2 separate regions of the Homo sapiens genome follow, and region 2 is linked to region 1. Evidence: chromatin loops called from intact Hi-C (ENCODE). Cell type or tissue: Calu3. All regions are shown on one strand. Each heading gives the region's core, and the rest is flanking DNA. Links, peaks and the distances in the headings are about the cores only. Region 1 overlaps TLCD4 (TLC domain containing 4). Region 2 overlaps TLCD4-RWDD3 (TLCD4-RWDD3 readthrough).

Region 1 (5,384 bases), core at 239-5,238:
TAGGCCTTGTCTTTATAATAAGAAAATTTACCTTGTTCAGTTGTTTTTTTAGAGACAAAGTCTCACTCTGTCACCCACGCTGGAGTACAGTGGTGCAGTCATAGCTTGCTATGGCCTTAACTCCTGAGCTCAAGTGATCCTCCTGCCTCAGCCTCCTGAGTAGCTGGGACTATAGGCACACGCCACCATGCCTGGCTAATTAAAAAAAAAATTTTTTTTGTAGACGTGGGGTCTTACTATGTTGACCAGGCTGGCCCAGAATTCCTGATCTCAAGCGATCCTCCTGCCTCAACCTCCTAAAGTGTTGGGATTATATGCATGAGCCACTGTACCTAGTTCTTTTTCCTCTTTTGAGTGCCTTCTCTTTTGAGTGCCGCATACTGATGGCCATCAGTATTTTTCCTGATGGCCCTCAGTATGCGTCTCATTTTATTCTCATGTCAGTCTTGCTATAAAGATGGCATTGTGCCCATTTTACAAAAGGAGAAACCGAAATTTAGATTAGCTTTGCCCCAAGTTGCCACCAGAGCTAGGATTCAAATCCTGCCCTCCATACCACAGGCGTATTGTCATTAACTGTCTCCGCCTCCCAAAACTTAATTGCTTTTAACTATCCCTGCCTCCCAAAATGTAATTGCTTAATTATAATAATAATTTGCTCAAATAGAGGAAGTTTTAAAAAGTTTGCCAATAAATATTTCTGGAAATTCTGTCAGCATTGGGATATAGTGGTGGTATCTGTTGGGAAATGCTGAGTGTTGGGAGAGAAGCTGAGGCAGGGCTTGCATGTCTGACATAATGTAAGAGAGTCTTGGAACATGTGCGGGGTCCAGGGTCTAAAACCCCTTGTGGCCTTTGGAACACCAAGCTCTGTGCCAAAGGGTGGAAGGCTACCCTGACGCACGGTAATCTAAGCCCAGGGCATAAAACCGCTCGTGGCTTGGATAGAATCCAAGGCTCCTGGCTCTGGAATGTGTCTAGACTTGCTGGCTCCTTGCTCCTTGCTCTCCCAGGATCGATTGTATCTTGAGTTAAAAGAACCTGCTCTCCATTATCTCAAGTAGCAGAGCATATGCTAAACCATCACAGCTGTAAATCATGTGCTTAATGTAACGCTCCCTTTCGACCCCCACATTCTCACCACCTGTTTCTTTGTTTGATCACCAATAAATAGTCTGGGCTTCCAGAGCTCAGGGTCTTTGCAGCCTCCATACTTAGTGTTGGCCCCCTGGACCCACTTTCTCTCGTAAACTGTCTTTTTTCATTCCTTTGACTCCGCCAGACTTCGTCACCCCCACGACCTGGTGTTGGGACCATCACCCCAACAGTATCAAATGGCATTCTTAGACACTTCCATCTATCGTTAATTTTAACTCTCTCGTTTTATGTTTTATAAAGTGATGAGGACAATGATGGTAGTAATGGCAGCCATATAGTCCTAACAACAGCCCTGTTTAAAAGTATTAACCATTCATTATAGATTTCTTGGAATAGGATCAGAGGAGTTCAGTAATAGGCACAAGGTTACACAGCTAGTAAGGTCAGAGCTATAACCCTGGTTTGTCTTTCTTTTAGACTACATCCTATTGCTCCTTAGTTTGCAAGTGTGCTCACTGTCTGCTTCTAGATGTTTTACTTCTGTTACAATGGTCCCACATTCCCCTGCCTCTTCTACTTGCTTACCCACTTTTACCAGCCTTGCTTCACTAACTCTAAATGTATCAGTGTTTGGAGATTCAGACATTTTTATTTTCTCATAACAAATTTGATAACTTCTAATTCTGTTCCACTGATATCTTTATGAGATTAAAATCTGGATGGCTTTCTCCTTTTCTTTTGGAATGAAATGTGAGTGAGCTTTTTTTTTTTTTTTTTTTTTTTTTTTTTAAGAGACGGGGTCTCACTAATGTTGCCTTGGCTGGGCTCAAATGATCCTCCTGCCTCTGCTGGCATTATAGGCATGAACCACCACCTCCAGCCAAAGGCTAATATTCTGATAATCCTCTCTCCCACTCAGAAATAGGCCTGAAGGACTCTTGGGATTTTGACTTTAGAGGTGATGTGCTTGTTTAACAGCACTGAGAAGGCAAGGTTCAACTCAGGAAACATGGGCCAGGCACTGTGTAAGGCTTTATGGATATAACAGTGAATAAGGAACAGGAAATGTAGATATTTGCAAGGAGCTAAGTACTCTCACAGATAAGCAGAGAGATCTGCGGAGCCAATTGACTGGGGGTTCTCCCAGCTAAGAGTTAAGGGGTCAGGAAAAACTTTTCTAGAGGAATGTAGCAGGTCCACCTTAAGAGCTGTGCAGTCTGGGGTGGGTGTTTGTAAACCTTTGCTCAGCGCAGTTTCTGAGAAGTAGGGAGCTAGCTCCTTGGGGCTTATAGATCGCTGGCTATTTCTAGACTAGGAAAGCACTTCTCTCACTTTAACGTACCTTGGACTCACCTGGAGGGCCTGCAAAACACAGCTGCTGTTCCCACCCCTCATGGTTTCCCATTCAGTATGTCTTGGATGGGGCCCTGGAATATGCATATCTAGCAAGTTCCCAGGTCATGCTGATGCTGCTTATCTGGGAACTACACGAGAACCATTGGGCTAGAAGTACTAGAACTAACCATTCTCTTTGGGAAGAGGAGAGAGGAATTAGAAGAGCCAAGATGTTATGCCCAACTTTTTTCAAATTCAAGAGACAATTTCCTCAAAGCATGGAAAATTTGCATTTTGGCCAAAGTTGTTTAGATGAACATAACATCAAATTTACCATTTTTACACTGACTCTTTTAATACTTAATGAAAATCATGAAGTCAGGTTTTATCTGATATTAATTTGGTACTTTGGTTAATACTTTTAATTCTTTACCAGTATGAAAGGAGTTGGAAAAAGTAATCTTTTAAATTCTCAAAAAAGGTCTTAAATATAGTATACTTCATGATTTTTTTTTTATTTTTAAAGTTAATATTAACTAGAGAGAAATTTTTAGAATTTTTTTAAAGAAACGGTTTTGCTGTGTCACCTAGGCTGGTATGCAGTAGTGTGATCACAGCTCACAGCCACACCCTCAAACTTCTGGGTTCACATGATCTTCCTGCCTTAGCCTTCTGAGTAGCTGAGTCAGACTACAGGTGTGCACCATTGCGCCCAGCCTAAAATGGTTTTTAAAATTTAATTAAGGCTTAGGCTGTTGCTGCTATAGTATTTTGATATTTTACATGACTTTGAGGAGTCTGCTTTAAAATACTTTATAAGTTGTATAAAAATAAATTTTGGTATTTGATCTTATCTTTGGAAAAACTATTTATTTGAAGGATACAGTAAGAAATTTAGCAAGAATTTTGGCTGACCTTAGGAACACATTAACTCGTAACATTTTGCAGCAGTCTGGTCTGTCATCTTCTCTAAACATTGAATGTAGTTACATAGAATGCCATAGACTTAGAACAACTAAAGAGAATTGTTAGGAAAAATAGATCAGAAGAAAAATCACCTTTGACAGGAGAAAGTCAGTGTTATGAATGAGAGAAATTATCCTTAAGGAATAAAAAGTTCACCTATAATTTTTTTAATGCTTCATGTTTATTACATACATGAATCTGTCTTAGTGAGGGGTTATAATAATACAAATCATTCTTTTTTTTTTTTTTTTTTGAGAAGAGTCTCGCTCTGTCCCCCAGGCTGGAGTGCAGTGGCGTGATTTCGGCTCACTGCAAGCTCCGCCTCCCAGGTTCACGCCATTCTCCTGCCTCAGTCTCCCGAGTAGCTGGGACTATAGGCACCCGCCACCACGCCTGGCTAATTTTTTGTATTTTTAGTAGAGACAGGGTTTCACTGTATTAGCCAGGATGGTCTCGATCTCCTGACCTTGTGATCCGTCCACTTTGGCCTCCCAAAGTATTGGGATTACAGGTGTGAGCCACTGCGCCCAGCCATAATGCAAATCTTTCTAAGATGTTTATGTCTGGTGTCTGGCTCAAGTAGGAATCTCATTAAAATAACTTTTTCCTTTCATTTTTTTGTCCCCTCAAGAGTCATATTTTAGTTGTATACTGTTTCCAAAGTTGTCCTTTTCCCTAATTTGCTACAGAATTTAACTATAGAGATAGCAAAAAAACAGAACATTTCTCTTATTTTACTTTACTTGTTATTTTAACTTCTTCTTAAATATTCCAAGCAAGTCTTTTGAGAAAACTCACCTAAACTTTGAACAAGCCACCAAATTTTTTCATTAAAAAAAGCACACAAAATACCTAAGGAGTTTGAAATGCAAATGGCAATTTGTTCCTTATTATCTTTAAAGTGGTTCTTTATGCTGAATAAATTAGAGGGCTCAGACATTTGTGCTTTTCTCATCCCCCCCCTTTTTTTTAGCCGCAAATGTGATTTCGAATATGTATTAAAATGAATTATTTATTTGTTATTTTAAATTTTTGTATAGAGATGGGGTTTTGCTATGTTTGCCCAAGCTGGTCTCGAACCTCTAGGCTCAAGTGATCCTCTTGCCTTGGCCTCCCAGTGTGCTGGGATTACTTTTGTGAGCCACCATGCCCAGCCTAAATGCATTTATAATAAAACAAAGATGAGAGTGGCCTGTTCAGAGCTATCCTAGTCGTACCATTTTACCACTGAAAATCCTGCAGCCCGGGAAACCCCTTCCTCTGATACCAAAAAAAATCACGGCAGCTATGATTTGCAGTTCACAATAATGGATCATCCACTGATGCAACTTAAGTGTGTTGTAATTGTGAGCAGTAACAGTCTATCATTGACATTGCCCGTTGGATTAACTGTTTTGATTTGTATTGACATAGTGTTAGTTTAACCTACCACACTGTGAATACTGTGACTGTATTTTCTGAGAGTTCAGATAATGAAAATGAGAACAGTTATGATATCAACACCAGAGTGTCCCAGACATCACTGAGAAGGAAAGTTATTATTGTATATGGAAATCTATGTTATTTTATATATATTAGTATATAATGATATGTTATAGACAGAGGGAAAGACACATAAAATTTAATTAGGGAGATAAAACAGAACATATTGCACAATAGGCAGGAAAGAATTTGGGATTGGGCATTGTTACAGTTTGAATTGTGTCCCCTCCAAAATTCATAGGTTGAAGTCATAACTCCCAGTACCTTAGAATGTAACCTCAGTTGGAAATAGGGTCATTGTAGATGTAGTTAGTTAAGATGAGTTTGTATTAAAATATGGTGGGCCCCTAATCCACTATGACTGGTCTCCTTGTGAAAAGGGGAAATTTGGACAGACATGCACACAGGGATAATGCCACGTGGAGACTGGAGTTAGGCTGCCACAAGCCAAGGAACTGCAGGAAGCTGGCAGAGAGTCCTAGAACAGATTCTTCCCTAGTTGC
Region 2 (5,337 bases), core at 1-5,000, 58 kb after region 1:
GCGACAGAGCGAGACTCCGTCTCAAAAAAAAAAAAAAAAATAAATAAATAAATATAATTATAAAATTATTTGAAATAGCGAGTTTGTTTAATGCATTAAAAATTATTTGAATAATTGCTGGCTGCAGTGGCTCCTGTCTGTAATCCTAGCACTTTGGAAGGCTGATGTGAGTGGATCACTTGAGGTCAGGAGTTCAAGACCAGCCTGGCCAACATGGTGAAACCCTGTCTCTACTAAAAATACAAAAAAATTAGGCAGGCATCGTGGCTCATGCCTGTAGTCCCAGCTACTCAGGAGGCTAAGGCAAGAGAATCACTTGAACCCAGGAGGTGGAGGTTGCAGTGAGCTGAGATTGTGCCACTGCACTCCAGCCTTGGTGACAGCAAGACTTGGTCTCAAAAAAAAAAAATAAAAAATTTGAGTAACTACTCAGTCTGTGTAAAATGAGGTGTATTTGAATCAATCATTTTTTTTTCTTTTGGTTAATATTAACAGACAATGGTAGGCTGAGCTTTTAGGCTAAAAACAATTTTCCCTAAGTGAAGATTTGGTTTTCTTCAGTTCTATTAGCATTTCATTCACAGAGACAGATTGGTGCCATTTGAAGACACTTGAAACCTGTATTTTTTCTTGCCAAGATTTGTTGTTATAACATAAAAATCAAGCAGTAGCAAAGCTTACATGTTTTTTAAAAGAATAAATTCCCTTCAATTTTTAAGCTGAGAGCATATTCAGCTCAAATTCAGAAAAAAACAGGAATCTTATGAAAATATTATGAACTTGCTTACCTGTCTGTTTTCCCCCAATACTTCTAAAAATTGAGATGTACATAAAATAAAATGCACAGCTCTTAAAGATACAGTTAAATGGCTTAAACTCATGTAACTACTACCCCAATTAAGAAACAGAACATTTTAATCAACAATAAAAAGTTCCCTTGGGTCCCTCTCCAGTGAATCCCCTGCCCCCTTCAACATAATCTGATCTGTTAATTTAAGCCATGGTCAACAACATATTGAAGTATCAGAAAAATAAAAGGAGAAGCATCAGAAAAATAAAAAAAGAAAAGAAAAAGAAGCTTCTTAAGAGATCATGACTTACAGACTAAGATATCTAAGTGCCTCTTCTTAATTTTAATTACTGTGGTTATATTGTTATACATCACTTGCCTTGAGTGACTTATTTTAAAAATAATTAGTAGTAACTTGTATAGTAACAGAACATTATACCCTACTCACTTATTCAGGTGGAAATAGGATAGATTTCTAGCTAGCCTGGATCAGGTACCATGGGGTATCTCATTACAGTTTGGGACATAAACACTATATAGATTTACCTACCACATGACTTCCAGACTCAACCCAGTAATGTCAAAACTTTATATTGCATAGTAGCTTTAAATTACTTTAAAAGCCATTTTTATTTGCGCATAATACAATCAAGTGAAGTGGTAACTGTGAGCAACTGTTAGTCAAATGTGAAAAGTTACTGTAAAGGTGACATGCACTCCTCTTTTCAGCTCCCCGTATGAAGCTGTGGGGCTTCGTTAGGATTAATCCATTGTTGCATTTGCCCATTTGTATTTTCTTCACTACTCTCAATGTGAATCAAGTAAAGACATCAGTATTAATCTGCCTGCTTAACACTGATGTGTGTCAACATGTTCAAGGTATGATAAAATCTGGTAGAAATCAGAGTGGAGGTAATAAGAAAAGTGAACCATAACCTATTTACTTATACACTATAACCATGCATTAATTCATTCTTGACTCATTCCACAAATATTGAATGCCTTTTATATGCCAGGCCCTGTGCTAAAAGTTGGAGATACAACCAAAGATGACATAGAAATGCACCCTCATCTCATGAAAATCATAATCTACTGGGATTATAGACATATAAGCAAATACAGTTCCCTACGATAAGTGATGGGGAAGTATAGGATGAGTGGAATTCAGACCTGAAGAATGAATAAGAGTTCACCAGAGGGAGAAGTAAGGAATTATCTTAGGAAAAAGGGGAAAGAGGTAATGACAAAGTATGTGGTAATATGATCCCAAGAGTAGAAGCTCTGGCTGTGTTTCATCTGGAAGTATAATGTTCATTTTGAAACTAATGAAGCTATCAGTGAAAAAATGTCTGGCTAATTAATGTTTTGAACAGCAATGAGAATCACGTAAATAGACAAGGATTTTACCTAAAACAACAAATGACAAAGTATTATAGCCTAGCCTTTTATTCTTAGATAGCTTTTATATCACTAAGGCAGAGAGATAGAAACACACACAGAGAGACGTAGAGAGAGAGAGAGAGAGAGGGGCAGTCAGACAGACAGAAACAAAAGCCAATGTGGTATTAGCAGGTGGCAATTGTGCTACAAGGGAGATTTTTTCTATTGACTTTTTTTCCCCACTAAAAACAGAAGGAAATAATGTTAAAAAGTGAAAAACAACAGGGAAATGCAGAAACACTCCCACAAAGGGGTTATTGTTTTGATCCAGATTGTGTTAGAAACACGAGCAAAATAGTGCTTCTTTGTTTCATTGCCAGGAAGTACATCACCGTCATTGTGAAATTCTTGAGATTCAGACCGGCAATCATCTACTCCCATGATTTCAACAGGCTGCAGATGACCACATGTATGATTTTTTTTTTTTTTTTTTTTTTGAGACGGAGTCTCGCTCTGTCGCCCCAGGCTGGAGTGCAGTGGCGCGATCTAGGCACACTGCAAGCTCCGCCTCTCGGGTTCACGCCATTCTCCTGCCTCAGCCTCCCAAGTAGCTGGGACTACAGGCGCCCACCACCACGCCCGGCTAATGTTTTTGTTTTTTTAGTAGAGACGGGGTTTCACCGTGTTAGCCAGGATGGTCTCGATCTCCTGACCTCGTGATCCTCCCGTCTCGGCCTCCCAAAGTGCTGGGATTACAGCAATCACTCGATGGCGTGAGCCATCGCGCCCGGCCATGTATGATCTTTTAAGACCTGTCTCTCCCACTATACTACAACTTCTAAGAGATCCTGTTGCAAACCAGTTTCCCTGGGACCTGGTGCAATACTTGGCACATAGTAAGGTGCTCAATAAGTGCTTGTTGAAGAATAAAGGCAGAGATCTATCTTTCCAGCCACATTTCCTTAAGCTTTCTTCTTCCCCCGCTTACCCTATGATGGGGAACCTCTATCACAATGGCCAAACCAGGCATCCTAGGCCTTCTCCAATGGTTTTTTACTTCTTTGGCAGGACCTTCATCACTTTATCCCAGGAAATGCTGGTGCCCCTCTGGGATTAGATTCCAAGTGCCTGGAGGGCAGTGACTATGTCTCATTCACTCACAAAAACACCTGAAATTTTACAAAATGACTAGCATATAGTAGGTGCTTGTTAAGTCTAAGTTATTTTATCAAGAATTTATGAACTTTATGATGAGTTTATTTGTATCAATAAATATGTATCGAATTCCTAATCTGCCAGGCACTGTTTAAGGTATGGAAGATACAGAGGTGAACAAGCATGATAAGGCCCCTGGAAGCTTACTGGAACTTTAAATTCTAGTAGAGACAAACTAGATCCCTATCTGTCACCATATACAAAAATCAATTCAAAATAGATTAAAGACTTAAATTTAAGACCAGAAACTATGAAACTACTAGAAGCAAACATAGGGGAAATGGATCAGGACATTGGTCTAGGCAAAGATTTTTTGGGTAAGACCTCAAAAGCAGAGGCAACATAAACAATAGACAAATGGGATTACATCAAACTAAAAAGCCTCTGCACAGCAAAGGAAGCAATCAGCAGAGTGAAGAGGCAACCTACAGAATGGGAAAAAAAATATTTGCAAGCTATCCATCTGACCCAAACTCATCTTAATGAGTACAGGGCCTGTCAGATTAAAACCAACATTTTCAAGCTCCCTTTTAACTGGCAGCAGTCATGGGGACTGAGTCCTAGTCAATGAAATTGGACTGAATCCCATTCTTCTGACTCGTGATCGGAGCTCCAAAAGCCACCCTGAACCACAGCATGACCATGGGAATCAAATCTGTGCAGAGCAGAGCCACAAAATAGATGGAACTTATATCCTGACACCGGGGAGCACCAAAGCTCTGCCTACCTCCACACTTGAACGTTTAAGAGAAAACCAATTGTATCTTGTTAAAGCCACTGCACTGTTAGGCTCTGTGCTTTTTTTCACCTGAACTAATCGTAAATCATACATCTGTTAAACACATCACTTTAGAACCTGTCATCTTCTGTCTCTTAATATCATCCACCAACTCTATTCACTCCATTTGGCCCCGGTTTTCCTTTTTCTTCCCTATTTTCCTGCTTTATTTTTGTCCTTTTTCCCTTAATTGAGCATTAGGCAAAACTCAAATATCCTGATGTATTATCTACTGAACACATTTTAAAAATTAACATTTATTAAAAAGAATATGAAATACACAAATGTAGAGGGAATGAAATACTGAATCTTCATGTACCCATCACTCCACCCCACCAATCATTAACCTATGATCAGCTTCTGCCCCACTCACACTATAGCCTCTTCCTCCCTCCTATATTATTTTGAATCAAATTTCAGACCTCATATTGTTATTGAATCAAGTTTCAGACTTCTTTATTTAAGAAGCAGGCAAGTCAATCTTTTTTACTTTTTCCTTACATAAAGACAAATTCCTAACTCATGACTTCTTTTGCCTCATAAAAATCAATCTTTTCTTTCCCTATTTCTCCTCCTTTTCCCCCTTCCCCTCTTCCTCCTACCTCTTTTTTTTTCTCTTTCTCTTTCCCTTCCTACCTTCTTCCCTCCTTCCACTATAATTTTTAAAAAGGAAATCCAAGTCTAATTTTCCCAGTTTTACCTGTGGTTCCTTGATATACATCTGTCTTTCCATTTTCAATCACTTTTGCTAAAATGGCAGAGTTTACTCATGGATAGTCCCTTTATGAGTTTGGAGAAAAGGATATTTAAGTCACACAATCCTCAGCCCTCTTTTAGATAATAAAAACTGGCTACACTAGTAATACAGTGGGAAAATATAATGAATAAGAAGAATCCATTTATAATAGTCACCAAAATTAAATATTGGATACTATTTTAACTAGAAAAACTCAAAAACCCCAATGATACCAGTGACTTGTTTTTATAACATTGAGAAGGCATTGAGCTTTTATATTGGTGGATTTGGGCCATATGGATGGGTTCCCATAAAGCAAGCTGGAACTGTCTTGATACCATTCATGCATAGAAATCAAGCATGGCAGAGTGCAGCCGATATTTTGGAGGGAGTGCAGATTACTTGGACATGATGGAGGCAGATCTTTCCACACAAGGG

Evidence for each region. A loop is a pair of places that touch in the nucleus more often than their neighbours do. Peaks named below come from ENCODE experiments on the same cell type or tissue, not always from the same donor. Only the 100,000 strongest peaks of a DNase experiment are listed, where the experiment ranks them.
Region 2: it touches region 1 in a loop (8-fold over the local background); 9 of 110 quality-filtered maps call a loop at or near these places.

Annotation. Positions count from the first base shown.
Region 1 is chr1:95,166,697-95,172,080 of GRCh38, forward strand. All of the region lies in intron 5 of TLCD4 (TLC domain containing 4), which reads left to right. All of the region lies in intron 5 of TLCD4-RWDD3 (TLCD4-RWDD3 readthrough), which reads left to right. The region is part of intron 3 of RWDD3-DT (RWDD3 divergent transcript); the gene reads right to left. Among named protein-coding and RNA genes, the nearest start is that of TLCD4-RWDD3, 51 kb to the left of the region's middle. In Calu3, for the core only: no CTCF peak of the experiment used is centred there; DNase peaks (open chromatin) are centred at 925, 2,445 and 3,075.
Region 2 is chr1:95,225,229-95,230,565 of GRCh38, forward strand. The region is part of intron 6 of TLCD4-RWDD3 (TLCD4-RWDD3 readthrough); the gene reads left to right. The region is part of intron 1 of RWDD3-DT (RWDD3 divergent transcript); the gene reads right to left. Among named protein-coding and RNA genes, the nearest start is that of RWDD3-DT, 6.1 kb to the right of the region's middle. In Calu3, for the core only: no CTCF peak of the experiment used is centred there; a DNase peak (open chromatin) is centred at 2,613.